2 separate regions of the Homo sapiens genome follow, and region 1 is linked to region 2. Evidence: chromatin loops called from intact Hi-C (ENCODE). Cell type or tissue: heart left ventricle. All regions are shown on one strand. Links, peaks and the distances in the headings refer to the core of each region. The heading gives the core; the rest is flanking DNA.

Region 1 (2,913 bases), core at 293-2,792, 47 kb after region 2:
CAACTCATCAGTGGCTTGAAGGGTTCCAGGGCCAGGAGGAGCCTGGGGACATTGGCAAGGATCTTCCTTTCACTCTTGGCCTCCCCACCCCAACTTCTGAGGCAGCATCCTCTATCTCTAAAGAACAGGCCTCCCGCCTCTGCTATTCAGGGAATATTATGTTCTCCCAACTGTTATATTTTGGGTCCTTTTGGCAGGAGGTGGAGATGGGCAGGGGTGGAAAGAACCCACAAATGTTCTCGGAACAAGGAACCAGTAAAGTACAGACATCTGGCCCCAGGATTTTGCTGGCTCCAGGGACGTCACTATAAACCCACTAACACTAATTGCTTTCACGTCTGCTCCCATTTCTAGTGGAAATAAAATGCCTCTCTGGCTAATGGAAAATGAAACGCCGTTTGCTGTTTGTTTACCACATTACATAAGAGCTTTCTGTAGCACCCCTCCTCCCCTGGCCCCTGCCCTGAAACCCTCTGAAGGACAGCTTGTGCAAAGCCTGCAAGCGCTCTACAAATACAAGGTAACACGGCTTCAGAAAGGGCGCCTGTATTCACGTTAGGACTGTACAACTCCTTAATCCTAAACAGACGGGAGGGGAGGGCAGAAAGAAGAGAGCGAGAGCACAATCGAGAGTGAGAAGAGAAGAATTCTATTTGCTTTAAATTCATGCTTCCAGGAATATTTTCCATCTCCTTACTTGATGCTAAGTGCAAAGATCTAGAGTAGCTCATCAAACCTCAACTTCTAAATTCAATTTCCCTGACAAAGAAGGGGAAATAAAGGTCCAGCTGAAACTGGGGTTTAAGAAAGTGGACTCTCATCCATTGGGCCTTTAAAGTGTCTGACAGTAGGTGATTGGGAGGCCTTCTTTGACAGTCCTGTTCTGGTTGGCTGCCTGTGTTTATCCCCATGTTGGCATTTTGTACACAGTGTGATAGCAAATATAAAGACCTCTGGCTGTCCTTCCTCTGCCCTTGTCAGTTCTCTCCTTCTCCAGCAGCAGAACCACTCATTTCAGCTGGACCCATGGTTGCCAAGAATAAAAAACTCCATTTCCCAGTCTCCCTTGCCATTAAGTGTGGCCATGTGACTAAGTTCTGGCCAATGGGATGTGAATGGAAGAGCTGTGTAAACTTTCCATGGTGCACCCTCCATTTCCCTTTTCCTGTGTGACAAGCATAAGGCTATATTGGGCCATGAAGGCAAAGACAATACTCTAGGGATGGTGGCGCCAAGACAGAGGATCCTGGATCCCAAACACTATAGAGCTGCCAGACTGCTTACAGAGCGACTGCTATGGGAGGAAGAACTTTTTATTTTGGATCTGGGTTACTGCAGCTGAAATTGTATGCTTGGGATCTATTTGCTGAAGAGAAGAAAGGAGGATACCCTTAAAATAGATGACCCCACCATTTGGCTTTCACATTGAAAAGTCAGCCTCAGCTCTTCCTACTTTTCTTATTGATGAAGAATCTTACACCCCTACCAGCTCCCGGGCCTCAAAGACTACATCTTCCTCCTTGCCTTTCTTTGTCCCCATTTTCTTCTGTATGCTGCCTACTCCCAGGCTGGCACAGAGCAGCACTCCTTGACCAGAATGGCCCAGACAGTTGGAATAAAGGATGACATTAAAATAGAGCCCTTTGTTATGTCTCTAGGGAGTGTCTTCAAAACACCCTGTTACAATGGCCGAGAAAATTGCCTGAGATGGCCAAGTTCAAAGGGCTTATCTTTGAATCAAAAGCGGGAATGGGGTTTTGTGCAAATGTCATCTTCTGCCCAGTTCTGAGTTTCTATGTAGCAAACTTGGAGTAAAGTTAAGATCAAATGGGGCTCAGAGGATCAGCTATTACAATAGGCCTCAGTCAGATGGCTTTTCTTGAGCCACTGGATTTCATCAGAAGAGAATTGCAAACACAAACCCTTTGTTTAATGTAGACGGTGATGAAATAAATAGGGTGACTCCATCTCAACCACCCTCCTCCCTGTACTCACCCAACCAACTGACTCTCGGAGATTGCCCAACCAAAGAGCAGAAGTTCACAGAATATCTCTTCTTGGGTCAGCACCCAAAGGTGGGAGCACTTGGCTTTGCTCCCAGAAAACTATAATCTGGTGAAGGCATGTGAGAAATGTGCCCTTCCCTACTGCATACTGCAGAAGAACGTGGCTGAGAGCCCGGCCACGGTAGCATCTATCCTCCACATAGAGTCTTTATGAAGTGACACCTTCTCTCTCCAGCTCAGGCAATAGCCTCTGCCTGATCAGAACACAATTGAATGTGGCCTTGGGCCAGACTATGGCAGGCAAAGGTTAATTTCCTTTCCTTCTTAGAGCAGGACCTAGTTCCAATTGCCTCGCTTTGCCTAACTCAATTTTCCGCACAATATAGCAAGCTCCTTATCTTGGGCAGTGAGGTAGAAGCTTCCCCTTGTTCCTCCTTATGGTTTCCAGTGGAACTTTGAGGAGGGGCACATTTTGCTTAAAAAACAGCATTAATTGTGAAGCGAGAATAGCTTTTCTACTGATGGCTGCTTTTCTAGCAAAAATGTCTGCCTGCAAGGACCTCCCCATGTGACCTGGCAGGGAGAAAAGATAATGAGGAGCTCAGGTGAACAACTCAGGACCTGAGGAAAGTAGGCCAGTGAGTCAAAATAAAATCCAGCCAGGAGCAAACAGAAGAGTTAATGAACAGGAGATCACCTGATGCCCGGGCCCCTCTACCTTTAGCGATTTCATGTCCGAAGGTACTCTGTGCTCACCCGGGTAACACAGCTTTGTTAAGAGAATAGTCAGGCTGATAGATTTGTTCACTTCTATAGTCGCTTATCTTGGAATTACTCCATTGTTTTTAGAAAAATGACAGTTCATTTTCTAAAAATTAACACAGGCCAGTGTGGTGGCTCACGCCTG
Region 2 (2,913 bases), core at 111-2,610:
TGGCCTCTGCTCTGTAAACTCCAAGGCTCTGATGGCCAAAAACGTAGGCGGTGGTGGAGCAGTAGGCGGTGTCAAGGCTAGATTTGTATTAATATCTAGGAGTGGGGTGGGGATGCAGGTGGAGGGTGAGCCAAGTAGACCAAGCCTCAGGAAATCCCAGAGGTGAAGATTTGATGCACATCCCCCATCCTTGCCAAATAAAATACAAGTTAGAGGTCATTGTTCACATTACAGTCACAATGGGACATTTTAAACAGCTCGTTTTCTGAGTACATTCAAGACATAATTGAATTTATTTTAAAAAATGGATTTCCCGGCTGGGCACGGTGGATCACGCCTGTCATCCCAGCACTTTGGGAGGTCAAGGCGGGCGGATCACAAGGTCAGGAGTTCAAGACCAGCCTGACCAATATGGGGAAACCTTGTCTCTACTAAAAATACAAAAATTAGCCGGGCATGGTGGCGTGCGTCTGTAATCCCAGCTACTCAGGAGGCTGAGGCAGGAGAATCGCTTGAACCCGGGAGGCGGTGTTGCAGTGAGCTGAGATCACGCCATTGCACTCCAGCCTGGGTGACAGAGTAAGACTCTGTCTCAAAAAAAAAAAAAAAAGGATTTCCAGATTTCCCTGCAACTGCTCAGCGAATTGAGGTCCAATGCAGGTCTAATTCCAACTTCTCTGCCACTAGCCACAGGACTTCAGACAAGTCACTTCATCTCTCTGAGCCTCCTTTCCCTAGAGCTCTGGAGGTGCTATGTGAGGCAGCATGAGACTTAAGAGGCAGAAAACCTGACTTTTTGTCCTGGCTCTACCACTAAAGATGTGGGTGGCCTTGACCATCACTCTCTGTTATGTAAAACAAAAGGACGGCTATTGGACTGTGAAGCCCCTTCAGATGCAGCTGAATTTACCTTCTGCCCAGAAAATCATTAACAAAGCTGATTCTGCCCCCAGTACCCACCAGAATGCAAGAGATCAGATCAGAAACCCAACTTATGATCACAGGCCAAATTCAATAGCTGTGGCTATGAGACAAGATGAAGAGAGTAGGGGTGCAAAGAAAGGTGCAGTGCACAGCTAAAATTGGAGTGACAAACAAACGAACTTTAAAGCCCCACTCCCTGAGAAAGGACATTTTCCTACGTTATATTCAGACCCCCAAGAGCAAATTCCAAGGCCATCTATAATAGTCAGCCAACAAGATTTTGAAAATCCCCAGCCCTGAGGCTTGCTGCATCACCTACAATCAAAATGAACATAGGAAGTCAATTTTAAAAAAGGCTGAGTGATATTTCCATTTTGGAATGGGAAGAAACACTGGCTACTTCTATGTGCAGCTCTACAGCCTCCTGGCAGAACATCAGATGTTGCATCCTGCTGAACAGGAGGGTGCTGACAGCAGGCTGAGTGGAGCCGCAGGTTAGTCCATGCTTGTCACAGTCCTTCCTGGGTGTGAGAGCAGACCCCGTAGACATTGATAAGGAGCGGTTTCCTGCCTGGCAAGAACAGGAGGTGCCCACATCTCTTCCTGGGAGGCAGTGTGGTCTGGAGGAGAAGATTAAGGATTTGAATGACCTCATTTCTGCCTAACAGTTGTGTGACTTTGAACAAGTTCCTCTTCCTCTTACTGCCTCCATTTTCTCATGTGTATAAAAGAAATAGCAATACCCAACACTATAGGGTTGTTTTTATGGATTGTATGAGATAACATACTTAAAATACTCTGCACACAGTGGACAAGTCTTGGAGTTGGCCAGTCTTGGAGTTGGCCAAGACTACCCTAGAGTCCAGATATAACTGGCACAGTGGTATTTGCTGCCATGTAGGCTAAGGGGGGTCTGGGGTGCCCTACAATGCAATTGTCTGTTGAGAGGAGAAGTCTTGGAGGAGCTGACAGTGATCACAGATTCAAACTTTTCAAATAGGCCCAGGGCACTCCCAAACATTTTTTAAATACCAGGTAAGAACCCTGACCCACACCCTCCCTCATAACTTGGAATCTAGGCCATTCGCACATTGATGGGAACGAAACAGGCATGCAGGAACTAAATGGGAAGACTCTTAAAGCACTGCCTCCTTGCATCGAGGCCCTTGAAACACATTAAACAAAGCAGAAAGGAGCCAAAAGATTGCTGGGTTTTAGTCCTAGGTCAAAGTCAGCTGTGGGTACCCAGACCCCTAAAGGCATGATGAACGGTGCTGGGCTGAAACAAAGTCCTTCTGCAGAACACTGTTGAAGGCTAGAGATTTCAGCTTCATATAGCTACCCCAAATCAAGTCTTTGCATGTGGTGGGATAAGGGCAAATGGAGCACTAAAGGAGTATCTCAAACCCATTTGCTACAGTTTATATTTAAAGAAAATGAACTATCCAGTTCTTTTCTTTCTCTTGTTCCTTCACCTACCTACTACATGCATTTCAGTAGATAAAATTTGAGTACACACACTAAAATATTTTTTCATGCCTCTTTTAAAGAATATATGTTCTTTCTAATACCCCAGCTTCAAATGAGATTTTTTGTTTTAGACATTAAATATGTATTACAGAGCTTAGAGGCCTTTGTGGGGACCTCTCTCCAAAACCCGAAGTTTTGGGAAAAGATTTCGCGAGTATTATGGTTTAGTACAGAAACATACAATTGAAACCCCAGGAATATCCCTATTTAGGTTATGAATGACTTAGAAAAATGAAACCCATTGAATCATTTTGTTTACTTTCCCTTCATCCTTAATCGGAGCCCTTCAGGCTAGCTAGAAAATAATAATAATAATAATTCCAATGTTTCCCCAAAAACTACTTTCCCAGGGAGCAATTTAGAAGAACCAGAATCAGCTGGGTGTGGTGGCTCACGCCTGCAACCCCAGCACTTTGCAAGGCCAAGGCAGGTGGATCAAGAGGTCAGGAGATCGAGACC

What was found. Peaks named below come from ENCODE experiments on the same cell type or tissue, not always from the same donor. Only the 100,000 strongest peaks of a DNase experiment are listed, where the experiment ranks them.
Region 1: it touches region 2 in a loop (2.0-fold over the local background); 20 of 110 quality-filtered maps call a loop at or near these places.

Annotation. Positions count from the first base shown.
Region 1 is chr6:13,405,915-13,408,827 of GRCh38, forward strand. All of the region lies in intron 1 of GFOD1 (Gfo/Idh/MocA-like oxidoreductase domain containing 1), which reads right to left. Among named protein-coding and RNA genes, the nearest start is that of TBC1D7-LOC100130357, 79 kb to the left of the region's middle. RefSeq lists a silencer at 39-239. In heart left ventricle, for the core only: no CTCF peak of the experiment used is centred there; no DNase peak of the experiment used is centred there; H3K27ac peaks cover 2,500 bases.
Region 2 is chr6:13,359,352-13,362,264 of GRCh38, forward strand. It overlaps GFOD1 (Gfo/Idh/MocA-like oxidoreductase domain containing 1), which reads right to left. Exons shown (of 2, transcript NM_018988.4): 2 at 1-2,913. Among named protein-coding and RNA genes, the nearest start is that of TBC1D7-LOC100130357, 32 kb to the left of the region's middle. In heart left ventricle, for the core only: no CTCF peak of the experiment used is centred there; a DNase peak (open chromatin) is centred at 1,410; H3K27ac peaks cover 2,225 bases.